Regions from separate parts of the Homo sapiens genome. Here all the other regions are linked to region 1. A link is a loop called in an ENCODE intact Hi-C map of the cell type or tissue named here. Cell type or tissue: heart left ventricle. All regions are shown on one strand.

Evidence for each region. Peaks named below come from ENCODE experiments on the same cell type or tissue, not always from the same donor. Only the 100,000 strongest peaks of a DNase experiment are listed, where the experiment ranks them.
Region 2: a loop joins it to region 1, with 8 times the contacts of the local background. A loop is called at or near these places in 32 of 110 quality-filtered maps.
Region 3: it touches region 1 in a loop (2.4-fold over the local background); 6 of 110 quality-filtered maps call a loop at or near these places.
Region 4: a loop joins it to region 1, with 9 times the contacts of the local background. A loop is called at or near these places in 68 of 110 quality-filtered maps.
Region 5: it touches region 1 in a loop (11-fold over the local background); 75 of 110 quality-filtered maps call a loop at or near these places.
Region 6: a loop joins it to region 1, with 30 times the contacts of the local background. A loop is called at or near these places in 37 of 110 quality-filtered maps.
Region 7: a loop joins it to region 1, with 4 times the contacts of the local background. A loop is called at or near these places in 18 of 110 quality-filtered maps.

The regions. Positions count from the first base shown.
Region 1 is chr11:131,672,043-131,676,042 of GRCh38, reverse strand. All of the region lies in intron 1 of NTM (neurotrimin), which reads right to left. Among named protein-coding and RNA genes, the nearest start is that of NTM-AS1, 10 kb to the right of the region's middle. RefSeq lists an enhancer at 1,734-2,028. In heart left ventricle, a CTCF peak has its summit at 1,891 (motif pointing right); DNase peaks (open chromatin) are centred at 1,882, 3,629 and 3,821; H3K27ac peaks cover 468 bases; H3K27me3 peaks cover 20 bases.
Region 2 is chr11:131,244,859-131,248,858 of GRCh38, reverse strand. No RefSeq gene overlaps it. Among named protein-coding and RNA genes, the nearest start is that of NTM, 120 kb to the left of the region's middle. RefSeq lists an enhancer at 2,166-2,811. In heart left ventricle, a CTCF peak has its summit at 2,099 (motif pointing left); a DNase peak (open chromatin) is centred at 2,058; H3K27me3 peaks cover 840 bases.
Region 3 is chr11:131,509,736-131,513,735 of GRCh38, reverse strand. All of the region lies in intron 1 of NTM (neurotrimin), which reads right to left. Among named protein-coding and RNA genes, the nearest start is that of NTM-AS2, 29 kb to the left of the region's middle. In heart left ventricle, a CTCF peak has its summit at 1,751 (motif pointing right); no DNase peak of the experiment used is centred here.
Region 4 is chr11:130,921,869-130,925,868 of GRCh38, reverse strand. No RefSeq gene overlaps it. Among named protein-coding and RNA genes, the nearest start is that of SNX19, 7.4 kb to the right of the region's middle. In heart left ventricle, a CTCF peak has its summit at 2,387 (motif pointing left); a DNase peak (open chromatin) is centred at 2,395.
Region 5 is chr11:131,062,316-131,066,315 of GRCh38, reverse strand. No RefSeq gene overlaps it. Among named protein-coding and RNA genes, the nearest start is that of SNX19, 150 kb to the right of the region's middle. In heart left ventricle, a CTCF peak has its summit at 1,756 (motif pointing left); a DNase peak (open chromatin) is centred at 1,750; H3K27me3 peaks cover 3,101 bases.
Region 6 is chr11:131,578,176-131,582,175 of GRCh38, reverse strand. The region is part of intron 1 of NTM (neurotrimin); the gene reads right to left. Among named protein-coding and RNA genes, the nearest start is that of NTM-AS2, 39 kb to the right of the region's middle. In heart left ventricle, CTCF peaks have their summits at 1,973 and 2,175 (motif pointing left); a DNase peak (open chromatin) is centred at 2,133.
Region 7 is chr11:131,406,070-131,410,069 of GRCh38, reverse strand. All of the region lies in intron 1 of NTM (neurotrimin), which reads right to left. Among named protein-coding and RNA genes, the nearest start is that of NTM, 37 kb to the right of the region's middle. In heart left ventricle, a CTCF peak has its summit at 1,834 (motif pointing left); no DNase peak of the experiment used is centred here; H3K27me3 peaks cover 109 bases.

The DNA.
Region 1 (4,000 bases):
GGACCTACCCAGCTAAGTTTCCAAGGGTGAAACCATTGGTCCAAGGGGTTTGCTTGCCAGTCCTCTTCAACACCAAAGGTGAAAGCCATAAAAGACTCTCCCAGATTATGGATCTGGACCCCAGTCCTTGCCCCTGGAAGCAAAGTCAAGCAGACGTCTGGGCTTTTCTCTCTTCTAGAAACAGGGCCATTTTCTTTTAGGGGATTTAAATGGAAAACATCCTCTGCCTGAAGTCTTGAGTCACCTTCATCTGAGACGACACACAAAACCACAGACAAAATGCTGGCAGAGGGTCTTCTAAGTCAAGGCCCTCTGTGGAATTTTGTACTCAGACAGTCTGTGGGTGGAGGGTCACATGATGAGAAATGTACAAGCTTTGGAGTCCAAGCTGGGTGTGAATTTGGTCTCCTCTAGGATATAGCAGCTGCGAGAACTCGAGTAAGCCGCTCAGCCTCCCTCGGCCTCAGAGTCTCCTTTGGTTAAAATGAGATAATCCTACCTCCCTTATTGGGCTGTCATGAGAAATGAAAGAACAAAAATGCAAATTCTCTTGCTCATAGTAGGCACTCAACAAGCAATGATTAATTAATGCGGCCACCATTCCAAAAAGTTATAACAATGCATTTGGCAAAGGTTCAGTCTGTATTACTGGTTATGTAAGATACTAATGAATTATTATAATAACATTTGTGAAATCATATCCTAGCCAGTAATAAGAATTTAAAAATGTGTTGGGAAAACCACCCGTGATATATTGGGTTTGAGCCAAGAAAGCCAGTCGACAACAGATGAGCTACTCTGCTGTTTAATATACTTAATAAAACAGTGTAGCTGCCCGAAATTGCTGTCTTGCTAAACAGAAATATCCCAAGGGTTTAAACAGAAAAGATAAATGCTCTCTTCGTCTTATACAAGAACCAAAGTAAAGATGGAACTGGGGATCTGGAAGCTCAGGCAGGATCAGGAAGATGGGTGCTAGGCGAAGGTTGAGGTCTGCTCACCCGGGCTAAGCATTTGAAAAGAAAAGAGTCTTCAAATATGGTGGGATGAATGCAGGAAATGGGACTTTGGAATCCATCTGGCACACTGGGAGCTTTCTTTTCTAGCAGCAAGTGAGTAGCTGTATGAAGATCCAGATGAAAGGGAGAATATAAGACCAAATTCTGTAAACTATGAGCCCCACATCTTGGTCCCTAATCCATGCATGTCTTGGAGCTGCAATGAGTTTAGGTGCCTGATAACCTATATCCCGCGGGGAAGGTTTTTCTGTCTTTCAGAGAATTTCAGAGAAGCAGCATTACAGGTAACCAGACAGGGAAATCAGGCTTGCAAATAACAATGGCAATATTCTTGTAACTGCAAATGGGAACAATAAGGCTGGTTCTGTTACACTGAGCCAACACCAGATTCATGGGAACCAGAAAAAGACTACAATCATAGCAATGAATGACTTCAAATGAAATGAAGCAATCCCACACAAAGAGTTCGCTTGCCCGACTGATACCAGCGAGTGGCCAGCTCTCTGGTGTTTCAGCATCCTCAAGGCCAGAGCATCCCAGCTGCAGGGAAGCAGAAGCACCATCCAGGTCATGCTGATCACTTTACAGGCGACAAGCCAAGACACACTAAGGACGTCCAGCCGCTAAGCCACAAACACCAAACTGAGCTTTAGGATTGAGCTTTCTTCCTACTATACCAGCCTCTCCTTTTCAAGAATGACAGCCCTAGGAGTGACAAGAATGTCTTGGGTAGAGAAGGAAGACTTTTTATGAACTGCATTCCTTTTCAGTGAGCTCTTTCCAGTTTCAGTGTAGGCGGTGGCCAAGCACTTGTGCAGCACGTCTGCTTCTCTGGGAAAGAGAACGTGTGCGTGTGGCACTACTTCTCATGGCCACGCGAGGGCGCCCGCACCCCGTGCTAGGACCCTTCCTCCTGCCTACCTGCTCACCCTACGCTGTGTGTGTATGTTTTTTCCATGAGGTCAGAAGTATCAAGGTTGTAAAATAACATATTTTCACTTGTTTTCTTCCTACATCCAAGACATAGCATTTCTGAAGTCAATTATCTCCCCGAGTTGCCATCATCTCCCTACCCTCTTTCTCTTTGTGCCGCCTTTCAACCCATCAGAGTCTGACACCAACAGACGGGGGAGTGGAGGTGTGGGCAAAAATGAATTTATTTTTTCTCACTGGTGATGTCAAATCCTTGTTCTGGCACTTTGTTTTAAAAGGACTTCTGCAAACGTGAGATCTCTGTTCTCCAGCCTCAGGAAGGAGAGCCGAGAGAGTGGAGGGCTGCCATGCTGTCTACAGAGGGTCTCAGGTGTCACCTGGGCCCCCCAAGGTACAGGTCCCTTTAGTACCATTTGTCCAGCAGTGCTCCCAGTGAGGGATGGAAGAGCATTTTTGCAGAGTTCCCAAAAGCAGACAAAATTAGAGCAGCAAGCATCACCCGCTAACTGTATCACGTCACTGTCTGGCACCATATTTAAATGCAAGCTTTGTCCAGAGGTGGGCAGGTGACCCAGATGATGAAGAGATAAGAAGAAAGACACACACACTGAAACACATACACACAGACAATGAGGACACAATTTGCAGTTCTTACAAAGTACAGGCCTGGGGGCTGGCAGAAAGGGCCCTGTGATCCTTTTGGGGCCACCATAATGCCCTGCTCAGAGAAGGCCACCAGCCTCCTTTGTCCTCTAAGGTAGGCATCCTACAAAGTTAGTGGAAATGGACTGGTCAACCTCAAGTCTCTCCACTCAGGAGCCCACAGGCAGCCCTGAGCATCCTCCTGGTCACCAGCTGTACCCCAGTGGGCACACAGCAAGGGTTCTGGGGTCACCTTCTTGATCCATTGTTGTACTCACAATTTACCACCAGAAACCTCAGGAGTTTTCTGACCCTCCTGCCCTCCCTAGCCCTCTCCATCCCCATCTATTTTTAGGCTAAAGCCTAAAATAGACAAGGAACGAGGTCACTCCCCACCCCCACCCCGGCACCGTGGTCTTCTCTGTTTTAAGGGAAATAGACAAGGAACACGGTCACTCCCCACCCCCACCCCGGCACCGTGGTCTTCTCTGTTGTAAGGGAAATAGGCAAGGAACACGGTCACACCCCACCCCCACCCCGGCACCGTGGTCTTCTCTGTTGTAAGGGAAATAGGCAAGGAACACGGTCACACCCCACCCCCACCCCGGCACCGTGGTCTTCTCTGTTTTAAGGGAGAACTTATCGCAAAGCCTTTCTTTTGAAGGCCAGAAAGAAGAGGCCAAGGCTGGTCCATGGGTATTTGAATTCCATAAGCCTCCACAGAGGCCCTACTATGTACCAGGAGTACTAAATACCTAAGTAGAATTGTGTCCCTTTCCTATTGGCACCAGAGTCTAGTGGGAAAATATATATATGAATAAACATTCTGTCATACAATTAATGCCAGCCTACAGCACCATGAACAAGACAAGGTGGGTTTGAGCCTGGTCTGATGGGTGAATAGGAAGAGGCCAGGCCGAAGAGAATGGCCTGGAATCCCAGGGAGACTGAAAGGGTGAGGCACTCCAGCTGTCGGGGTGTCTGATGCGGTTTCCTCGGAGCTGCAGAGCCACACAGCGCTCATCCAAACACGCCCACGCGTGCTTCGTGAAGCAGGCCCAGTGTCCTCGGTGGGGGTGCGGTGCCTTCAAAGGAGGCTCATTTGCTCAAGTCGCCGCCTCTGCCTTCACCTGGCCCCAGAAGCCTGGCTCGCTGGCATCCCTGCCTGAACCCTCAATGCATTCGGGCCTGTGCTATGCTTTGAGGCCTCCCCAGAGGGGAAATGTTCAAGGGTCCCCTTGCTGCTCTGCTCCTGGTGGGGAGGGAGGGACAGCACCACGCAGGCTTGTTCCTCCCACACCTGCCAAGAAGGCCGGTCCTCCCGGACCCATGGTGTGGAAAGCCGAGTCCACTCCAGAAACAGGCAATTTGTGTAGAAAGACAAAGAGAAAGGGATGTGCACGTGG
Region 2 (4,000 bases), 430 kb after region 1:
GAGAGGTTGTAAGGCTGAGTTTCTAGTGGTCAGTGTCAGGGCAAGTGGCCAGAACCTGACTCACAGGGAAAGGTGGAATAGGAAGGTGGCCCCAATTAGCCTGCACTCCCAGTTAATCTGAGTGAGCAATGCTTCCTACACTCAGGCATGGCCATGCCAGAGCAAGAGAGCTGGGCCTGACCTCCTTTGAGTCTTGCCCAAGAAGGCTCCCGCCAGAGTGTGAGAGAAATACAATGGCAAGGAGGATCCGTGGGACCTCATATTGTTGTTTTGCCATGAACATGCACCTTTCCTCAGCTGCCAGGGCCTGATTGCTCTACGGGGAAGGGAAGGACGCCCCTATTCCTGTGACCATCCTTCCTCCTAGGTTCCTCTGCCCAGCCCCATCAGAGGCTGTCTTCAAGTTCCAAGGGGGTTGGGAGGAAGGTTACTGTCACACTGGTGCAGGGTTGATTTAATGTTAAATTCAGTTCAGAATGGTGATGAAAATCCTAGACTGCATATTCTAATTTCCAAACTCAGATTGCATTTGTAACTTAAATAGAAGATCTGTTGCTTAAGAACTAATCTGGTATTGAACCAGCCAGCCACAGTACTGTCACAGAGATTGCCTACTGCCTGTGTTCATTCTGACTGGCCAGTGTGTATACCTGCTTAACAGTGAGCAAAAATGTCATGAGCCTGTCAGGATTTTCTTCACATACAGGTAGAGATTACAATACTATAAGGAAAAACCTTTTAAAATATTGAATAAAATGTGAGATTTCAAGCTTTTTAGACCAACTTAATGTACTTCAAACTTGTTTGCATGCTCTTTTGTATTTTTTTATCTGCTCTTTAATCTATGCTATCGGTGTCACCATTTGGATTTCAAGAAAATAATCCAATCAAGCATATGCTGAAATTGGGTAGGAATGAAAGACCACTAAGAGACAGGAGTAATTCAGGAGTTAATAATCATTTAAAACAGTTTTTCAAATTATCAATTATGATCCATTAATTAGCTATGAAATAAATCTAGTGAGCTATGGTTGAGTGTTTTTGTAAGTGAAATTGAATAGATGAAATAAAATAGGAAAAGACAGATTAGAATATAAAATGTCAGAGTACATCCTCCATCTTAAGATTAAATGTTATTCAGTGATTCTTTTGTTTGTTATGTGAGTATGTGAGTGTATAGTTCTGTGTGTGTTCTGAGCTGAAGCTATAAAATCTATTTCATACAGGGCTTCAGTCAAAAAAATGTTGAAAGCCTCTGAATTCCAGCATATACAAAATCCATAAAAAAAAGTCAGGAATCAAAAGCACAAAGGCAGCATGAGAAATAGCATAGAACAAGGAAAAGGGAATAATACACGTAGGGATCAGACAAGTTCCTGGTTTCTGCAGCCAGCCCATTTTCATTCTATTTTTCTAGAGTAGAAGGTAGTGCACTCACCCAGAGCTCCTTAAAAGGCATCTTACTCATTTCACCTTTGTCAACAGAAGGAAGAAGGAAAGGAGAAAGAAAGCGAAGGATAAAGACAAAAGAGAAGGAAGAAAGAAAAAAATTAAAAAGCAAGCATGTTAGTGAAGACAGGTGGGGAAACTGTCACCCCCATCCCCCTTTTAAAACAATCTCCACCTACTCAGGATCTGGAGGACGTGTGCCTATAAATGACCACTTTCAAATGAAGGAAGTTCCAAGTTACAATTAATGAACAGTACAAACCACTTTGCAGTGTTGTCACACATGACATATAAAAGGTTGTGATACTAACAAAGTGATCGCACTATGTGGAATGCCCTGGTAATTAACCTTATACGCTGTTTTATTGAACACTCCTCTTGTGCTGATCGAGGAAAACTGACATGTGTCGATAGAGTTTGCAGGAATATTTCACTACACGTGGCATCTTCCCAGGGTTTATATTGACTGGAGAAGACACTATCATGCAGGATGAGCTACACTCGGGGCCGCCACTTTGTGCCGACTTTAGGTGGCACCTTCCCAGTGTACGCGACGGGAACGGCACTCCCTGGAGTCCTGAAACGCAGTGGCCCTGACTACGCACAGCTGGGGCTCCAGGGCTTCTGCTACAGTGCCCCCTGACGGCCAGAACCCCATCTGCATCTGGGCATTGAGTGTTAGGTATTGATTTTTGCCACTACAGGTGGTCCCAGCTTAATCTTCGTGTGCTCCCACCATGGCCTTCTCCTGGGCTGCTGAGGTCTCTTGACTTCCAGGTAGCGAGTATGGCCTCATTTTTATAGTATCCCTAAGTCATCTGGTGGGGCTGATTCCAAGAAAATCTTTTTTTTTTTTTTTTTCAGTACGCTGCCAACAAAAGCCTCATCCTATCTCCTCCCTCAAGTGTACTTTTTCAAGGGCTGGGGAAGCCTGCAGAGCATCTGCAGTCAAACCCTTTCTAGCGCACCCAGCTGTCATTGACCTTCCTCTCAGCACTTAGGTTTTTGCACCACCTAATTGAGCTCTCATTAACTGCTATCTGTGCTGCTCACTGTAGTCTCGTGTATTCCTGTTAGTCTTGGCTCCTTAGAGTGTGAATTCCACAGTCTTTGGTATCCTTTACAGCAGCCAGCCCCCTGCAGTGCCTGAAAGTACTAGCCACACTTAGAGGTCAGTTGCAAGAAATTAGTTCTTTGAGCATCCTCCTCTTTATGTGTGAAAAGTGCTTTGAGGACCAATGGAACCCTTTTGGAGAACTTATGAATGCTTTGATCATGGTTTCTGAAAACATGAAACAGACAAAATAAAAATAAAAACAAAATATATATGTGCTTTGCACACATCGGTTTTCTTAACACTCACCATAACCCTATTTGATAGGTATTTTTTCACCACAGTTTAACTGAAAAAGAAATGGAAAACCAAAGAGGTTAATTTCTCCAAAGTTGTAAATCTAGCAAATAGCAGAGCCTGGACCCCAAGTCTGTATTCTTCAAGAAAATAGTCTCTCGTGTAGGTTATCCCTGTCTTAAACTTTAAATAACTCAGATAGATTAAAAAATGCTTCACCTCTGCCAAGGAGTCATTCCAGTCCTCAGGAAGCCTGAGGGCATTCCTTCTAGGGAACTATTAGCTAGTTATCCAGGAGCTAAAGGGCTTCGGGCTGTGTCCCATGGCCTCACAGTGGGCACTGGTCTTTCATAAGAAAATCACCTACAACTATCAAGATGCCAGAGAGGCAATGGAAAAAGACATGATTCAAGTGAGTCACAAAATCTGGAGGAAAATAACAAAGAAATCCAGATTCAAAAGATTTAAACAAACAAATGAAGATACAATAGTAAGGCGAAGTAATTGAAGAAATACACAAAGCAGGTCAGAATATACGGACAGCTTTCTACAGACCTGATATTCTTTTAGAATATCAGCACTTAGGTTCATTGCTATGGGCTCATTGCTACAGGAAACAGAACTCAAGGATTACATGGCCAGAAGGTTAAGTACTGCCAAACCCAAGTGAAGCTACAATAATGATTTTAAAATTGTATTGAGCACATATTATGCTCAGCACTGCATTCAACTTTTAATTTATGTATATTGCCTAAACTAATGAAAACCTGGTGAGGTTGATTGCATCAACAAATGGTCATTGGTCTTCTAGCCAATAGGAGTAGAGCAGTGAACAAAAGAGACAGCACTCTCTTTCCTGTTGGAGTTTACATCCTCATAGGAATGCATTATTAGAAGTAGGATTATTCCTATATGACAGATAAGTAACCCAAGGCTTACAAGGGTTAAGCAACTTGTCCGAATCACACAGCTACTTGATTGCAGAAGCCTCAGATTTAAATCCAAATCTGTCTGACTCCAAAGCCCAGATCGAGGCCCACCCTCCAATGCCTGCAGCTGCATTTGGAGTACATTGCCAGTTTAGCCACCTATAAGATCCCATTGTTAATTATCTTACTTACTGGAGCATTATACACACAGTCTTTATTGTCCATTCTGGCCCTTGATCATATTGTCATTTACTATTTTCTAAAAGTTTCA
Region 3 (4,000 bases), 160 kb after region 1:
GCAGCCAGGGACACTCCACCAGGCCCCTGTATAATCAATATTATCACACTGCTAAAAGATAATCATAATGCTTTAGATCCTTAAAGCTCCTTTGAGCCTAAAAAAGTTCAAAGCGCTTTCATATCAGTCTTTTCATTCTGTCTTCCCTGTATCTGACAGTGGAAGAAGGACTTGGGAAGGAAGCCGCTCTCAGTCCTTAATCCTGTCTCCAAGAAACTTGAAATTCCTGCACCTTCCCCTCATGTCACAGGCTCAGGGAGGAGCTGACATTGACTTGTTTTCAAAGGACTTTTTTTTTCTGTCTTTGGTCAGTATTTCCGGTCTAGCTGGCTTGGCCATCTCTGTGGTCTGTGGACCTCTTGGGTGCCTCCTATGGAAACCCCAGAGGATGGGTGCAGAGCCTGTAACTCCTACTCTGAGGGCTTGACACAATGTCTCCTCCAAACTGTGGGTGAAGGGAGGCTTCCTGGCAACAGCAATGATAGTTTATATTGTTTTGTCTGGAAAGCAGGATCTACTGGTGGAAAGAATTGATCTCACTTTGCACTTTGGGTTCAGGCCTTCAGCCACGGAAGGGCCACAGCTTACGCGTTCACACAGTGAAGGTTGTGAAGCTCAGGGACGGGGAGCCATGGAGCCTTCCTGGAGAATGTGAGGAGGATGCAGTGTCACAGGCTGAAATGATCCAGTCACGGAGCAAAACAAGGTATTAAGTGCAGCTGGAGAAGAAGGGGCTGGGAAGAACAAGAGGAAATGTCCCGAGATCTCAGTGGTGCCAAGCGTAGGACTGAATAATCGGGTGCTAAATTGAGCCATTGATCAAGACCAAGGGAGGAAAAACTTTGCAGAAGCAACTTTGAGTCAAGACAGGGAGAGGGTGGGGGGCATGGGGCTGTCCCTTCAGGAACCACACAGGTGTCTGGGGGTCTGCCTGCATCCTCGTCATGGATCTTGGTCTGGAAGGTGGCTAAGGAGACGAGAGAGTGGAAGCGAGAAGGCCAGGCATCCCGTGGCCCAGCCAGCACATGCTGGGGCTGGGAGAGGATTCCACGGCCTGCTCTGTTTTCTCCATCCCTCCCTGCTGCCATCAGCTCAGGAGCTCAGAACTGGGCTGAGTCTGCTGTGGGGGGAACAGGAGAAGCCTAGCTGAGAGAAACTGAGGGCAGTAGAGAGGGAGGAGCACAGCCCTGGCATTTGACTTTGGCTTCTGCCCTGGTGGGTGGGAATCCTCCAGGAGGCACCCAGCTGTGGGAGTCGGCCTCTGGGCTTTCCATCCAGGTGAGATCACATGGGCCTGTCTCCAGGCTCTGGTTTGAGGACAGCCCCTGCCTGGGCTGGCAGAGCAAGGGCAGCACAGAGCAAGGGGAGCAGACGTGGTCTACTGAGGCCTTGCAGTAGGAGCTGGCAGCAAGGACATGGACAAAGATTTTAAATATATTCAGAAAGTGAACAAATGAGAGACAAAAGAACCAACTCAAAAATGATTTTTCCGTAATCAATTCAGTACATGCCACCGTGTGCATGCACCCACTGGCACACAACAAGAAGTCGAGCAGTTTCATCCACTCGTGTCCCCAAGGCTCATGGTCCATGCAGGAGAGCTTTGGTGATTAGGCCTGGAATTAGCAAGTGGAATGCGCAATTTGGAACTTGTGGGTCTCGGTACTTGAGTAGGTGCTTACCTGTCTAGACCCTGTGCTGTTTCTTTTCCCTTCCACTATCAGTGGCGATCTGTCTAGACAGCAGGTGGCGCTGGCTTCACTATGGCTGGAAATTCTGGACCATAGAATAGGGGCCGGGCCCTGCACCTGCCATCCCAGGTGTGGACAGGCTCTTCCGCTTTCATATTTTGAAAGGTCGCCCTCTGACACAGAGATTGGCTTTGCAAAGTGCTTTCAGTTACAATGGGATTGAGCAAATGCCCCATTTGTGCTGTAAGAGCTGAGGATTCTGGGGTCCGAATGGAACTAGATGTTGCCTATTTAGCAGTATGCACAGAAAGGAGGTGGAGGACGCAGCTGCCAGGTGCCACAGTGTGATTGCCCAAGACAATAATCCCATCATTCTGGTGTCCTGCAACTGGGAATGGAGGAAAATCAATCCTAAGCAGAGATGAGACCCAGTCACGTAATATGTATAACCTCGGGGTTTCTGTTTTGTTTGTCAAGTGCAAGCACAAAGTCTAGCTTACATGAGACCTTAGGCTTCAGATTGAAGTTTGGAGGCACTAGCATTGCTGATTTAAACCATTCTTAAGCAGGGAGGGAAATGAGGGGGTGTGCTGGAGTTGACAGGGTAATAGCATGAATCCCATGAGAGCCCTGGCCAGCGGCAGGCGAAGACAGAGGGTCTCTGGCAGTCAGACTTTGATTCAATTAGGGCATGGCACTGCTGCACTCTTCCCACTGGCTGGTGTCCCAGCCTTACCTGCTGGGCTCATGGCCTGGCTGGGGCCTGAGGGGATGGCTTGGCTCCTCCTGAATCTCTGCTCTGGTCCAAGGAACCCGTGTGTACCAACCACCTGCTTCCCTGCTCAGATGCCTCTGTATGTGGTGTAGGTCTCAGAGGAGTGTACGATGAGCTCCTAGAAGCACCACTCATCACGTGGCCTGGAGCACAGGACACTGTCCCCCTCAATTTGGCCAACAGCCCTGAAGAGGTCTTAGTCTCTTCAAAATCCATTTTTTTAACCTGAAGAACTGGAGTTCCCGAGAGGGTGACTTCCTCAAACCGCACTTTAAGTTGGAGGCAGAACCAAGGTTAGGACACAGTATGGCCCTGTCCTTCCACACAGATGGCTGCTGGCTCCTTCCAGAGAATCAAGAGGCACTGGCTGCTGCAGAGGGAGCTCTTCCCACGGCCCAGGGGGCCGTGCAGACCCACCCAAGCCAGGACGGGGCAGAAGGCCGAGCTCTGCACCAGCACCCCCACAGACCCGGTGGACTCCAACTGGGGCACAAACCTTGACTGCAAAACTGGGGAAATGAGCAGACAGAAAGAGATGGGCACAGGATGAGCTGAGCATTTGTTCATCCAGTTACAAAGGCCCCCAGGACTTTTATAAACGTCTAGTGGTCATAAAATAAAAGCAACAATCATCAAATGATCATAAAAGTGATATGATAGATAGAAATTGGTTTTTAGAATTTTTAAAAAATTAAGGCTGAAGTTATTGGACACTTAGAAGAAGTTAGTAGTTTGACCACAGTCTTGTAACAGGTAAGAGTTGGAGCTGGATTTGAACTGAAATCTGTCTGGCTCCAAGCACCGTCCTTTGGATGGCTAGGAAACATGAAAGGGCAGTTGGTAAGCAGACCCATCCACTCTCCATCTATGCTGAGAAAACACAGACAGAGGTACTTTACTGGGCTTGGAGCAGGTTTTGCTTTCACCTGGCAGATTCCCTGCTGCTCTGGGCTGAAGTGGTGGGAAGTACAGGGCCAGGGAGCCAGGGTGATGAGTAGAAAGCCCGCTGCGGATGAGCTGCAAGGCAGGCGGAGGGATGCGAGAGTGACAAGAACCACACAGTGTAGGGCTCATTCTCCGAAATGGAGCCACACAGCTTTCCCCCTAAGTGGGACAGTTTGTGTTGCTTCATCCCGCATGTAAATTTCAACCTGATGATGGCTATGCGGCCTCCAGGCCCATGACCTTTCCTCCACAGGCACCGCCAGGAGCTCAGCTACTGAGACAAGGAGAAGAAACTCTAGAGACGTGGGAAACTGGCCTCTGGCCCACCCCCGAGATCACCTCCTTCAGAAAGCCTTTTCTAATCCTTCTGCTCAGTCATTTCCTTCTTGCTTTGATGCCCTGAGATATGTGTCTTTATATCATGAAAATTGGCATCATCTTATTCTACCAGTCTTATGCTACTTGAAGCAATGGGCTGAGGAACATGAACCTTCAGTTAAACAGTTTTCTAGTTACACAGGTCTCCTTTACCTCTTTGAGCTCTATTTTCTTATCTCTAAAGAAAGAATTAGAATCCCAACCTCCTCTC
Region 4 (4,000 bases), 750 kb after region 1:
TCTCTTTTTCATTCTCAATCAATTTACTTAAATTTTTTTCTTTTTTACTGGTCTTTTAAAACAATAAACTTTTGGCCTTTTGATCTACTTTATATTATTGATGCTTCCTGAATCTACGTTTTCATCCAGTTTTAGAACACTATCTGCCAAAATCTCTATAAATTTTTATCCTCCTCCATTCTCTTTATTATCTTCCTGGAACTCTTGATCATATAAATATTAGAATTTTTATTTTAGCATTCATTTCTCTTCATTTTTCTTTCATATATTCAGTTCCCTAGTTCTCTATGCTATAGCCTAAATAATTTCTTTCAACAAATACTGTAGGTCATTAATTTTTTCTTTGGCTATATATAATCAACTATTTAACACATACATTAAGTATTTTATTTCAGTAGTCCTATTTTTCATTTATAAAAGTTTCATTTGGCTATGTTTTGAAACTGTATGGGCATCTTTGACAATCTGTTATTGTTAGAACATACTTGTATTTCATTCATTTTGAGCTCATACATGGATCTTCTATCTTAAGCAGCAGACAATATTCATATCCACAGTCCTTGTGTTCTCAATCTGTTGTTTATTTTTTCTGATTCTCACTCATGTTAGCCTTCCTTCTCATAATTGATGGTCTTGGATTTAGAGTTCATAGTACTCTATATTAAATGTGTGCTTATTTCATGGTCTTACCATGAGAATATTTTCTTCCAGAATGGATTTCTTTTGTGTCTTCCAGAAGCTTGGAAATGCCACTGACCTGGAACTTCTTCAAACCTCTTCAAGGATTGTGGCTCCAAGTGGAGTCAGGGGCTCAGTTTCACCTCCTCCTGCTGGAACAAGGCTCAGAACCTGAATTACAGATCTGATAAGGACGTCTGTCCCTGGGGCCACCCTGCTCCTTTCATCTGCTCTCCACTGACAGTTCTATCCTCATCTCAGAGTTGTTTTCTGTTTCGTTTTGCTCTTATTTAATAGTTTTGTTTTTAGAGTGGGATGGGATAGTGTACCTTGGACTTCTCACCTATTTTGTGTCCTCATTTGAGCCCATTAACTCATCAATAACTGTTTCCTATTCAGTGTCTGGTTGTTCTGCAGAGGGAAGGGCTATTCGAGCATTTAGTATTGTATGCAGCCAGATGAGGAAGTTAAGCCTGGATCTCCTTAACTTGTAGTTCAGTGCTGTTTCCACTTTTGAATGAAATGAAAAAAAATATTGGGAACTATCAAGATTATTATCTTCCTTTTTAGTATCCTCATAATCAAAATATGACCATTCACATAACCCACAGATAGAAAAGAGGTAGTATGAACTGAACCCTGTCCCTTCAAAACTCATATGTTGAAGCCATAGCCCTCAGTATACCTCAGAATGTGGCTCTATTTGGAGATAGGCATGTAAAGAGGTAATTAGGATTAAATAAGGTCTTATGGGTGAGCCCTAATCGAATATGACTGTATCCCTATAAGAAGAGGAAGAGTCACCAGGGATGCGTGTGCACAGAGGGAAGACGCTGAAGAGGTGGCCTTCTGCTAGGCAAGAAGGGAGGCCTCAGGAGAAACCAAATCTGCCAACACCTTGATCTTAGACTTCCAGCCTCCAGAACTGTGAGAAATAAATTTCTGTTGTTTAAACCACCCAGCATGTAGTAGTTTGTTCTGAGCCGTAGCAAACAAGTATGGGAGCTTACTCAGTATTTCTCATGTCTCCCTTATTCCTAGTACGACCTGTTACTCTTGTCTTTTTTTTTTAACCTTTTTTTATTATTTATTTATTTATTTATTTATGTTTGAGACGGACTCTCACTCTGTCGCTATGCTGGAGTGCAGTGGCACGATCTCAGCTCACTGCAACTTCTGCCTCCCAGGTTCAAGCAATTCTCCTGCCTCAGCTTCCCGAGTAGCTGGGACTACAGGCGCGCCACCACACCCAGCTAATTTTTGTATTTTTAGTAGAGACGGGGTTTCACCATGTTGGCCAGGATGGTCTCGATCTCTTGACTTGGTGATCCACCCGCCTCGGCCTCCCAAAGTGCTGGGATTACAGGCGTGAGCCACCGCGCCGGGCCTGTTACTCTTGTCTTTATGGGAAATTCAACCCACCCTTTAAGGCCAGCTCAAAAGTCATCTCTTCTGTGCAACTGTTCCTAATTTTCTGCCTTCCCATATTTTGACATATTTTGATTATAGCACTTTTTACATTGTGTCAATATCCATCTCTTGCATTAGACTGTGAATTCTTTAAGAAGATAAACTATATAAAGACCATGTTTGAATTCCCAATATCTGGCTTAATCCTCGTGGGGTGAATGGATAGACATGGGACTGACAAATGAATAAGTAAGATGCAGTTTCTCCTTAAGATGCCATACTTTCTGCTGCCCTCTGGTGGCTATTTTGCTCCATCACCGCGCCTAAGGCAGGATGTGGAGATGCTCCTGCCAATATCCTAGTTCTTCATGGATGCTTTTAGATGATTCTTTCCCAAATTACACACAATTTCCTTCTTTTCTTTTGGTATCACCATACTTTCTTTACTCCTTGTATTACTCTGTTCTCATATTGCTATAAAGAACTACCTTAGACTGGGTAATTTAAGAAGAAAAGAGATTTAATTGACTCACAGTTCGGCATGGCTGGGGAGGCCTCAGGGAACTTAAAATCATGGCAGAAGGCAAAGGGGAAGGAAGCATATCTTCATAAGACAGCAGGAGAGAGAGAGTAAAGGGGGAGGCACTACACACTTTTAAACAACCAGATCCCACGAGAACTCTATCACGAAACAGCGCTAGGGTGACGGTGCTAACTCATTAGAAACCACCCCCATGATCCAATCACCTCCCACCAGGCCCCACCTCCAAAACTCAGGATCACAGTGCTACATGAGATTTGGGTGGGGACACAGAGCCAAACCATATCACTCCTCGTATTACATCACCTTCCAACTTCCTGGTCATTCTTCTCACTTACTGAGAACATTTGTACCAAGATCCTAGTCCTCTCTACCCTAACATTAGTGACTTCCTTGACCATGTAGATCATCCTTCTCCAAAACATAGACTCAAAATGTCTCCTTCAACCCTAGCCCTAGGTTATCCAGACCCTATTTCAGAAACTCATCTGGCCACACCCAGACTTTATTACCACAAAAACATTTTCATCTTTAGGCATGTAGCCTCTGTAGTAGGTCACATAATGCCCCCTTCCACCAAAATATGTTCACATCTGGACCCCCAGAACCTGTGGGTATGTTGTTTTACTTGGTAAAAGAAACAAAAGATAAGACTAAGTTAAGGGTCTTGAGATGGGAAGTTTCTCCTAGATAACTGCGGAGGCTCAAAGTAATCACAGGGCCATTTTAAGAAGAAGGCAGACCATCCTGGCCAACATGGTGAAACCCCATCTCTACTAAAAATGCAAAAATTAGCTGGGTGTGGTGGCACACGCCTGTAATCCCAGCTACTTGGGAGGCTGAGGCAGGAGAATCACTTGAACCCAGGAGGTGGAGGTTGCAGTGAGCCGAGATCGCCCCACTGCACTCCAGCCTGGTGACAGAGAGAGACTCCATCAAAAAAAAAAAAAAAAGGCAGGAGGGTCAAGGTGGGAGAAAGAGATGTGACCACAGAAGCAGAGGTTGGAGCATGTGGTGCCATAAGCCAAAGATCACAGGCAGCCTGTAGAAGCTGGAAAGGACAAAAAAGAGATTTTCCCTTAGAGCCTCCAACAGGAACAAGCCCTCTCAATCCATCTTAGACTCCTGACTTTCAGAAATGTAAGAGAATAAACATGTTTGCTGCAAGCTGCTAAGTTGATGGTCATTTGGTAGAGCAGCCATAAGAACAAACACAGGCTCTGATGGACCAATCTTGAGCCACAGGTCTTTTTCTTCTGGCTCTTACTCACTTGCTCCCAGTACAGCTCATCCTCTCCTCACAGCTGTTTGTCTCTCTCCTGGCTTCGTTTTCCTTCCCAGATACCTAGACTCCATGATTTTCCACTGTAA
Region 5 (4,000 bases), 610 kb after region 1:
CTCTTCTCTCTGTTTCTCTCTCCCTCCCTCCCCCTCTCTCTCTTTCTCTCTCTCTCTCACACACACACACATAATTAAACATGCAAACACCAGTCAGTCCAGCTGGCCATTGATGAGCACCACCCCGCTGCAGTGCTAATGCTAGTAGTGGCTTCTGTTCATTCACTAAGTGTTTCTGGAGCTACTAGCAGGTGCTGTTCTAGGTACTCTGTGCAGATACCTGTGGGTCACATGGCACAGTGCGGGCCTCGTGGAGTTTGTGGTCTCTAGGGGAAGGCAAGCAAGCAGAGGCAATTGCAAGGACTTGTGACAACAGTCCTGGCAGAAACATGCTCTGGGACTGCAGCGACACAAAGGAGGAGATAACATGGACCTGTGGGGATAGGGCTCGGCTCAAGCTGAGGGGTGAAGTAAACAGGGCCCATTCAGGCAAGGAGGGAGAGAAAGTCCCTTCCGGGGCTGCAGCCACATGGCAACGTGACCTGAGGGAGCTGCAGCGACCAGGTGGGGTGGGCGCAGCCTCCAGAGATGAGGGTCCTGCCAGGGACAGCATGCTCTCAGGAAAGGTCTGCTAAGGCTTGTGAGGGGTCTTTGACGGCTTTAAACAGGTGAAGAACTTGAGCCTATGGTGTACTGGGTAGATGAGCTTGGCCATGGTGTGGATGGAATATGAGTTTCAGGACTGGACAGAGGAAGATAAGTGGAGCCCCTTGCCACGCTATAGGCAGGAATGGGAGGGTTTGGTTTAAACAGCAGCGCTGGAAACAGAAAGCATGACAGGAAGAGAGCTGGGAGGGAGTGAAATCCATCAAACATGAAGGTAAAGATGGAGGGAGAGAGAGAGGGAGGACTTGAGGATCTGCGGTTTCTACTCTGGACAAGATGAGGTACAGCAGGAGAACAAGTTTGGGGCTAAGACTTGGGGTCCAGTTTTGCACACACTGAGTTGGAACTGCCTGTGTACAATTAGGTGAAGATGTCCAGTAAGCAATGGTATATATGGGTTTGAAGCTTGGGTATAATGTCTGTGTTGGAAATACAGACTTGGGAGCAGCAGATATGTTGATGCGGCCGTTTATGTAATAGCTACTTCCTTCTAAATGCTGTGACCACACCTGTCCTGGTACATTTTGTTGCTGGAGGGAGAGGTAGCAAGCAGCAGGTCAGCATGCTGAGAGTTAGGTACAGAAGCTGCCTAGATTTTGAAACTAGAAGGAAAAGTCCAGAAAATGCAAAGGAAGGTAAAACCTACCATTCAGAACAGCTTCCAAATCAAATCCCTCCCTCGGCCCTTCAATAAAGAGGAAATAGAGAACAAAGAATGGCAAACAGAGAGTTTTTAAATAAATCATAATTAGTAACACACATATGGGCTCCGTGTGGGTGAGCAGTTAGACAGCTAATTATACTGAAGCAGCAAGCTCATGAAGCCAGAGAGTCTCACCCCAAATGTGGGGCTTCCAGCTACTGCCGAGATGCCTGGAGGGACCAGCGCTGCCAGTGGAGCTCATCCAGACCTGCGATAGTTGATCAAGGTGGAGAGAGAGAGAGAGAGAGAATAACGTGAATCCACATACTGAAAATTTTTAAGCACCTGCAAGAGCAATTGGGCTTCTGGGCTAACTGTAGGAGAAATGGATTCTCTTAATCAAGTACCACCCTTTAAAATTGCTGCCCTCCAGCTAATGGCTTCACCAGCTACCCCAGGACCCTTGGGGCTGGATTTGTGCATAACACGGGCTCCATCTAGCGATCGACGCTGGAAGCACTTGTGGTGTCTCGCCCTGTGGCTCTTGGGGGTTCTGTCCCAGTGATACAAGACTGGAATGTTCCGGCATGGGAAAGCCTGTGTGTGGTTAGAGGACTGATTCTTCCTCTAACAGTGTGCTGAACTACAGGTAGAAAACGAATATTCATTAACAGAAGAATTGTAGAAATAGGCCAGGCATAGGAAACCGTTGTGAATTTTCTTGTTTCTCTTCTGCAATTTATTTTGCACGGTGCTTTTTGTCTTCCACAGCCTCGGGCTCTGTTCAGGATTAGCAGCTTCAATTGTGGTTTTTCTATCCTTTTTAGTCCCTTTCTCTCACATACATGAAGAACAAAGGCTTCTTCAAAACTGCCAATATCAACTTGGAAACATCAGTGATCAAGAAACCCTGGAAGAGGCAAGAGAGTGGCAGTGAGGCCCAAGTTCCCTCCAGAAGCCTTGCTTGCCCCTGCAGTCTTTCGCTGTTGCACCTTCTTTGTTTTCTTCCTCTGCAGTTCACTTTATACACACACACACACACACACACACACCGCTCCTAACCAAGGACACGCTGGGAAATAAGTGTAGACAAGGGCCAAGAAAAAAAGATTACAGGGCTAATGTGGTCAATGCTTGGGTGGGAGGAAGAAATTGAGGGCATACCTTTTTATTGTTTGTGAAGAAAGGAATTCGGGCCGAGTGCTGAGGACAAAGGGCCACGGTAAGAGGAAATAGAGAGCAAAGAGCATTTCTCTGCAGAGAAAGCAGCAATTTGGAGTGTTGTGAGGTCTTGAGAAGAAGGGGACTGTTGGCAGGTCTCGGGGCTGGCAGCTATCCAGCAAAGCCTTGAGGCAACCTCATCCCATAGATGATCACTCTAAAGCACAGAACAAGTTGGTTGTGAATCCTGCTGATGGTAGACCCCCCACTGCAACATCCACTATGAAATCAGAGGAGGGAATGAAACAGGAAAAGAAGAGCTGAGAGGAATCTCTTTCCCTCCCAGGCACATTGGATGGCAAAAGCTCACAGATACAAGGTATCCCTGTCGTGCCTGCCTCTGACACAGACCACATCCCTTGAGAAGAGAACTCAAAATTCAAACATTCTATTTCTTTTGCACATACACGCAGAAACAAGGTTGTTGCCAACACTTCCAAATGGAAAATGGTAGTCTGAATACAAAGGGAAAGCAGACTGTTTCCCTCTACGAAATCATCTCTATGAAATCAGAAATAAAACTGCAATAGAAGCACGAAAAGCTTGAGCAAAAACCTTCCCTGGGCATAAAAATGAGTTGAACTGAGCAAAATCATAAATGCAAACCTTCCACACCACTTTTGTTTGCCATAGGGGATAATGCACCAGCATAGAATTTAATGCCAAATTAAATGTCCCATCCACCTCTTCCAGCAACATCGCTGTAAAAGGAGAAAACAAATCAAGGTTGCAGCTACTCTTGCTGAAGGATATTGGCTGATGGAACATAAATAAGTATATAGTAACCATTTAATCTGGGCATGGGAGGCCTTGGGCCCAGAAGGGTCAGAGAGAATAAAGGGGTAATTATCACAAGGAGCGTACCTTAGAGGTAAGGGAGTCCATCAAATTTATTTTGTTCTGGCAACTCAAATGGCATTTTCCCTTTCTAGGCAGAGCTTTAGAACTTCCCAGACATTGCCCAATATAACTGGAACACTATTGATTATCATCAGAACACCTGGAGAGGAGGACGGGAGTAGGGAGGGGCATTTCTATAGCAGGGACTTAGTATCAAATAACATATGCTGTCTCCTGCTTGCTTCCTCAAGTTTCACCACAATAGTAAGGAGAAATGTGAATAGGAAAAATCATCCCGGGTTTGAATTCAGATCTGAATTCAAGCCTGGCTCCCGCCTTTCCCAGCCCCACAGGTCGAGGCAAGTCACTTGTGACACCCCGACCTCAGCATTTTTATACGTGCAGGGTCAGACTAGGACAAGATGTTTTCGAAAATTTCTTTCCGCTCTGTTTTTTGATGTAGAAACACTTGCAGAAGGTAAGGGAAGGAATGACTCTAAATGGAAGGGCACTGAAGACCAACGCTCGCAACGTCAGGAGAAATCAGTATTCACTTTCACTTATTTGCAGTTCCATGTGAAGAACTATCATCTTTATCTTTAGTTAAAAAAAAAAAAACCGCCATTTACCTCTAGTGAAAATGCAGACGGTTGCCTCATTTTGTAACCGCATTCCTAGAAATCTCATACT
Region 6 (4,000 bases), 94 kb after region 1:
AGCCCGTTCTGCATTTTAGAGGCTGGGAGCAGAACTCGTCTGGGTAAAGCTGGCTCCCAGGGGCAGGGAAGGTGGGAGTCGGGTGGGTGAGGACTGGTGGGCTTCTTGATCTGCAGAGTGAAGGCTGAGAGCCCCTCTAGAAGGGGATTTTGAGATCATCAGGATGAAAAAGCTCTGCATAGTCATGGCAAAGCCTGTTCCTCTGTGAGCAGGGCACCCTCTCTGGGAAATTAGAACTATTAGGAAAGCCAGTTTGTTTCCCTTGAGAAGAGGGGGGAGAGTGAGGGGCAGTCTCGGGCCCTGGAATTGGAAGAATCAGGGCACCAGCAGAGTGTGGATGTCAGGGAAAGGCTGCAAGTGCTGGGTTTCATAAGTGAAGTCGGAAATCTCTTATTAAACAAAGTGCATGGGAGGCCATTTTAGGGGATCAGTCTCCTGCCCTGGGCCCAGGCAGAACAGACCAAAACCAGAACGGAGTCACTTGTGTTAAGTGTTCAGTAATCAAACCAAACTTTGAAATGGACCAGTTTTCCAAAAAGCAGGCAATTCTGGTCAGCCAGAGTCAGAATAACGAGGAAGTCCCCTTGTCTGAACTCTATAAAGTACCCCTTAAAAAGGCCAATTTGCTTTTTGTTCTCTGTTTCTGCTTTCCTCAGCCCTTTTTTGCCTATAAAGCCAACACCCTCAGCTCATAGGAACACTCATTTTATTTTACCGATCCTAAAATCAAAAGTAAAATCCAAATGGAGCTTTCAACTAAATTCGTTGTAATTTCGTCATCTGACTCTGTTAGACTTCCTCCCTCTCCTTGAAGCAACTCTCCTCTGTTACCGCTCAATCTTCAGTAATATCTTGTGGTCCATGCCTCCCTGGGGACCGAGGAAAAGAACAGTATCTACACATTTGGAGAGCAAGAGGAAAATAGAGGTGGAAGGCTAGTCAGGAGCCAGGAAGACTGCCAGCAACCCGCAAGAGCAGTGGGCTCCGCCCACCAAGGGGAAAAGAGCTCTTCTGTCTCTCTGAGTTGTAAGGAGAAGCCATGACCAAGAAGACTTGAAAAAGTTGTTTTATTCCAGAATAAAAAAAATACTCTCTCTGAAGATGAGTGTGGCAAACCCCATACCCCACACCCTTTTAGCAATAACCCAGGGCCTCATAATTCCCTAAAATTTTATTGCTTCCTGCCTCCAAGCTCTTTTGTTGTCTACTGACCAAGCATAGCTCTTACTTTTGACCTTTTGGTGGCCACTGTGACTTCCATGAGAGAGAACTTTTGCGACTTCCCCTGCGACTGTGGTTCCTGGGATCCGTGCATGACAGCTACAAGAACCCAAACACAGTGGGACTAAAAAAGATTCTTTTTTCATCTCTACAAGGAGAGCAATCTTATGAATGGGACAAGCATGATGCAAGGGAATACGAAGAAATGCTAACTTACATTCCTGATTTCAGACATCAGAAAAGGAAGTCTACCACCCACTGTCGGCTTTGAGATCAGGGGCAACCAGAAAGGTCAGTTCAATTATAGACTACTCCTTCTCAACTCCCATCCCCTCCCATTAGCTCTCTCCATCTGTCAGGTCACTTTGCCAATAGGAGACAGTTCTGTGGGTTCTCAGCCCTACGGAATAGCCCTGGCCTACCCTAAATCCTGGAGAGTGTGTGCCTTAACCTTTGTTCTCTCTCTCTCTCCCTCACAGATCCCATTTTCCTGTGTCTCTAGCATGATCTATAGCTGCCCTCAGAGGGCAGGTGTGGCAGGTGGTGGGAGAGGGCCAAATCGCTGTCAGTGGCCTCACAGTACTGATGTGTAATCACAACTCAGCCATATACCGTAATGTGGCTATAAAGATCTCAGAACCACAGTATATGAGAGTTATGCCTGAAATGAAGTCCAATCTGTGATAAAGCAGCCAGCATTAATGCCACAAATATGTGACAGTGGGCAGAGAAATGACTGATTGGGGATGTTTATAAATATAGGAAGTGAGCTGCTTGTGGCATCCAATAGAGGGGGTTAGCAAAATGAAGACAGATGGCGGCCGATGAGCTCTCGGATTCCTTTATGGCTGCCAATCCACACAGATAGCCCCACTGCTCAACCTCATCACGCAGCCCTCCCTGCAGGCTCTCTGGGTACATTATAGGCCATCTCCACCTCCTGGCTCGGCAGAGAACTACAGCTTGCTTCCCAGGAATGACTGCGAAGATGGCAGAGAAAAATGTTGCTCAGGGCAGCCATTCTAAATATGGCATTGATGCATGCCAAAATCATGGGGCTCACTCAACTGTCTCATAGTAGTTTTTATAGAAATATAGAATGCCATGTTGGGGAAAGGTTTTCAACATTTCCATCTAACCCATTCAAGCAATGCTGGAATACTCCTGAGCACATTTTCCCAGCCGTGGGAGGTATGCCCTTCCCCAGGTGAAGCCCTGCATCTCTGCCCTTGCATTGACTTTGGATGTAAAAGTTCTCTTCCTGGAGCTTCCATTCTCTGGTCCTTGGCAGCAAAATGAGCAAGGATCAACCACTCTTCCTTCAGAAGATAGCCTTGCAAATACTGTAAGAGGTCTTCCTCCCATGCATGGACGTGGCTTTGGTTCCCCCACAGGGACATTAAAAGCTCTATTTTGTTTGCTCACATATTATGGGGTCCTGTAATATTATCCTCCAGGCCGACGTGGGGCCTCTCAAACCTTTTAAAAATGGGATGCAATGATTAGACAGTACTCTAGGGGACTGCCTGACTGGTTTACAGTAATGCAGAACTCTTGAATATTTTGTTTTATATACTATAAAAGGGAGAGGGAACCTCACTCTTGTAACTTGTGGGAAACTTACAATCAGCAAAACAGATAGTTTATATTTCTGTTTTTGTTTTGCTTTGTTTTGTTTTCTCTCTGTCTTCTTTTGCTGCCCTGCTATGACTAAGCTCTGCTTCTCCAATCTGTGAGGCTCTTCCTAGTTTCCAGCCTCTGTTTCCCATTGCTCCTCAGAGCAGGGTCCATGTGACCCTACAGCAGTCTCCACCCTGATTTTGCCTCTGTAATCAATCCTGATCTCAAACACAAGAGATTTAAAGAACAGCAGCCCAACACCTCAAGCTCCCCATCAATTGTTAGCTGGACTCAGACCTTGCATTTCTTTTGATTGCCTAAATTCTATTTTAGTCCCCAAGTCCGGTTTCCTCCATGTTATGCAGTTCTGATTCCTGGCTTTCTGTCTTTTTCCTGTGACTATCTTGCTAAGCTTCCAGGCCTTGTGAACCTCCTGCATGGGATACTCTGCTTGAACCTTATCAGCCTTTCTTCACAAGAAGTAATGTATCTCATTCCTCCTCCTCAATCAGGCTGTGTACTTAGTGAAAAACTGTCAAAATAATAAATACTACATAAGCATAAGGGAACTGGATCCTCACCATCACCCTATGAGGGAGATAGTTACAAATATAGTCCATAGATGCAGATATTGAGACACAGAGAAGTTAAGTAACTTGCATAAGGGTTCACAGCTGGGAAGTAACAAAGCCAATTTTGAATTTCATATAGTTTGAGTCTAGAGCCTATGCCCTTAAAAGCCATACTCTCTGGCCTCATGATGAATATATTCAGAAAGAATGAATGAAAGAGTTATTTTATGTATGTAGCTCCCCTGTCTCTGTTCTCACTGGAATACTTACCCACTCTGACCCACCCCACTTCCCTGCAGCTCTCCCCTGTGGTATCCACCTTGTCCCTAAATGCACTGGCCTTTTTTCTCTATCCCATTATCTACTGCTCAAATCTACCTGAAAGACTCTTTCAAAGAGCCTCTACTTCCTGCCGTTAGATAGATCATAACTGAATCTGACATCAGATATGACATAAACCTATATTTGAATAATTTGCTTGGGGGACCTAATTATAAAATATTGCATTTTTTCCCTGTGAAATTCCATTATCTTAGATATGGCCCATTCTGTCAGCCTGACAAGATCTTTCTGGATTCGATCACCTG
Region 7 (4,000 bases), 270 kb after region 1:
TGCTCCAGGGAAAGCCGGTCAGCTTCCCCTCTCCCATCCTTCACCCTTCCTTCCTGACTCCCAGGCCCTCTTCCTGTTCAGCTAGAGGCCCCCTCCTCTACCTGCATCTTCCTTGCTTTTTTGTATTAATTGCTGAGATGCTGTGCCATGGGAGGCTGCTGCTAACAAAAGATTAGCCCTTTTTACAGGAGGAGATGATTAAAAAAGGAGAGATTTTTGTTTTTAAGACAGATGAAAGAAAGCCCAAGGAGATGTGTGTTTGACCCTCCAACATGTTTCTTCAGGCTTCCTGCAGCAGTTCTTAAAGGCGCTTCCAAAGGCAGGCTTTATGAATGCAAAATGAAGTCAGTGCCTTGTGCCTGCTCCAGAAGAAAGGGAAAACGGGGCTTTTATAGACAATATTTCCTTTATGGCTCATGCCGCTCCCCTGCCCCCGTGCCGCTGCACCACTTCAGAGGCCTGCTCGACCTTCTCAAGGTCACTCCACTCAGCAGGCCCCTTGTGCCTCTCCCAGGGACCAGCAGAGAAGCTGAAAGGGCCAGGTTTTGTTTTCTGTTTCTCCTCAGTCTCAGTAGAGTCCTTGCCCGGGGGCAGAGACACCTGAAGTTCCCAGCAGGGCGGTCCCAGTTAACTACCGTGGGACTCCTGCACCTCTCTGTGGAAGGCAGCCAGAAGGCTGTGCCTAAGCTTCTCCAGGTTTCCTCCCTCCAACACCTCTTTGTAGCCCAGATGGGGGCTCTCAGGGGCAGCTTCAATGAGGACTCAAAGTGCAAAGGGGTAAATGTCCATTCTCAATCTCCATTATACACCCTCCTGCTTCCTTCTGCTTCTCAAACAAGTGTTTGATGCTAATACTTTGCAGTCTTAACTAGATTTCGCTTCACAGTTAGTATTTGGCTGTACACCTGCCTGTTAGTTGTTTGCTGACATCAATGATTTCTGTCATGGCTTGCATATCTCCAGTTAGTGGGGACAGTGTTCCTCCTATGTAGGCCCTGACAGCTTTGGAGGGTGCAGATAATGTCTTAGCAACCTCTTGCCTGCTGCAGTCCCTGCCTGGCACGGTGCTTGGCACAACATTGATACTTGCCACATGCTACCTGATTTCTGTTTCTCCAAAGGTAGTTTCTGATGCATGATGGGTGAACCTGCTTTGGGATGATATGATGCCTCTGGAGTAAATTAAAGGAATTGCCTCACCCTCCACTGAACAATAAAGTCAGGTTTGTGGTGTGACAGAATGGAATCCCTGACAAAAGTTTTGCAGATGATCTGAGTGCCGATGTGATGTCTGCAGGGCAGGAGTGATTTAGCTGAGAATACGAGAAAACAATGTCACTGATGAACTTGGGCTTGAGTTAGAATCTTTGTGTGCCAAAAATCCTGGAGCTTTGGACAAGGCATCTACCATCTCGGAGCCCCAGTTTTCTCATCTGCAAGGTGAAAACAAACTGGTTGATACCTCATAAGGTTCTGCAATGAACTCACACCAGCCTCAAAGTAAATACTCAAAAGTGGCAATTCTTTTTGCCCAAAGGCTGATCATTATCTGGTAGAGAGGCACAAGATTAAAATTTTACCTAGAATGCTCTTCATATTTTCAATCACATAAATGTTATACAGTTTTCAAATGTTAGCACCTTCTAGATGCTTCACCCCTACTCTGCCTCTCCTCTCCACAGAATTCATTTTTCTTCCTCTTCAAAAGTCCAAGGATTTCACAGCTGCCTCTGTCATAGTACTTCCACTTTCTAACTTACGTAAGCTTCTTACAGGCAGGATAGGGGTTTGCACATCTCAGCAAATATTTTGCAAACGTGAGCAAGAGAAGACAGGCGTTTTGTCTCCCTCTTTTGGCCGGGGAGGGTGTTGGCCATTCCTGGACCAGAGCAATCACTTCTCTCAATCGACAGAACAACTGAGTGACCCAGTGATTAATAACTGGCTTTTAGTTTAGGGGAGGCCTGGAAATGCCCATTAAGGGGGGCACTGAGGCATTGCACATTAATCCTAAACACTTCCCCTTAAACCTAAATGAAATAACTAACTGTTGCATAATTCAATAAGAAGTCCTGGCTGGGGGCCGCGCTACTTTCGGAGTAACCAGTGAATAAGTACCATCCACGAAACTATTAAGTTAATTTAAAATCCTGACAATTTAGCACCACTCTGGTGAGATAAGAACCATTTATTAAAAGGCACAGTTCATTAACCCAAATGCTACTGGCATATTTGCTCAGAGAAAGGGGTGGGCCCGAACTTCATCAGGAAGCGTCTCCTCTCCCTGCCCGGGAGCCAGCCCTGGTTCCAGCTGCAAAGCCAGGAAACCTCGAGGGCAAGAATGTCCTAGGAACTCTTTCTGACCCATGACTCCTTCCCCTTTATACCCATCAGGGATGACCCTGTAGTATTTGAGTTAAGGCAGAAAGTATGACAAAGCCCAAATAGAGTGCAAGGGAGGTGCTGGAAGCCTTTTGTCCCCACTTTCAGCCTTTCTGTGGCTCTTCCCTTTCTTCAGCCTCCTCCTCCCCTGGCTGACCTGTCCCACCCCTGGGTCCGAGGAATGTTTCCCACATATGTTCTGCATGTCCCACCTTTGTTCTTAGTCACTGGGATTTTGAGTCTGCAGACTGGATGCTGCTATAAAATATTACACAATTCCACGAAGTGCTGTTTTCCAGGGCATTGTATGTAGCTCTTGTATACAAACTGACAAGCAAAGGACAGTGCCAGTGCAGAGGGCTGTCTTTTGTGACACTGTTTTTTCTGGCCACATAATAGATCTGCTTAGGTGAAAACTTACTGAATCTCATGACAGGCACATTGAGTCACTTCGGTCCTCTCCTGAGAGCCTTGGGTTTCTTCCTTCCTTTTAAAAATCCAGTCTTGTAACTATATTCTCTGGACACCCTCAAGCCACTGATAGAAATGGTAAGTGGAGTTAGTTGGTCTGGCTCTGGGACCAAGAAAATAGTAAGCCAGTGCCTGTGGCTAGAGACAGACTTGCGTCTTCAATATTTAAAACGTAAATGCTACTCTGTGGTCTTAACTGCAAAAAGGGAACATCTTAACTTTCTGAGTCGTTTTAATCACCTTGAAAAGAGACTTAATGTGAACCAATGTTTGTATGAGGAAAGTGCCTTTACCTGTGGTCTTTGGAGCTGCTCAATGAAAAGTTACTTATGCATGTACATTTATCCATTTCCCTAGAGCACATTTGTGCACTCTGGGAGGAGGGAAAGAGCTTTTATCCACTTCTCAGAGTGATATACAGTCATTCTCCCTTATCCACATTTCAGTTACCTGCAGTCAATTGAAGTCCAAAAATAGTTAAATACAGTACAGTGTGATATTTTGTGAGAGAGATCAAGATCACATGTATATTACTTTTATTACAGTATGTTGCTATAATTGTTTTATTTTATTATTAGTTTTTGTTATTAACCTCTTAGTGTGCCTAATTTATAAATTAAACATTATCATATGTTATATATAGGATGTATAAGAGGAAAAATAGCATATATAGGTTTTGGTGTTATCCAAGAGTTTCAGACATCCACTGGGGATCTTAGAACTTATCCCGTGAGGATAAGGCAGGGCTGCTGTAGTAAGGTTGACTTGACTGTGTGGCAAGATATTTGTTTGTGTAAATTGTTTCAATATATTCTTAAAATCCCTCAGAGAGATAAGGATTTTAATATGGCCACTAAATTAATAAGTGACCAGAAAGTAAATGAAGTTAAACAACTTGTCCCAGTTTCTAGATAGAAAGGAGGTATATTTCATGTTTTGGAGGGATGATGCTCTTACATTCATATATCACTTCCCAGTAATAATAAAGAAATTTTCTTTCCCTTTTTAACTCTGACATTATTGAGCAATTATCTACTATTTACCAAATACCACCTTAAGTCTTAAAGATCAGTGATGAACAAGACAATACCCTGTCATTTTGAATTAATACCTTAGTTGGAGGAAATAAACAATATGCAAGTAAACA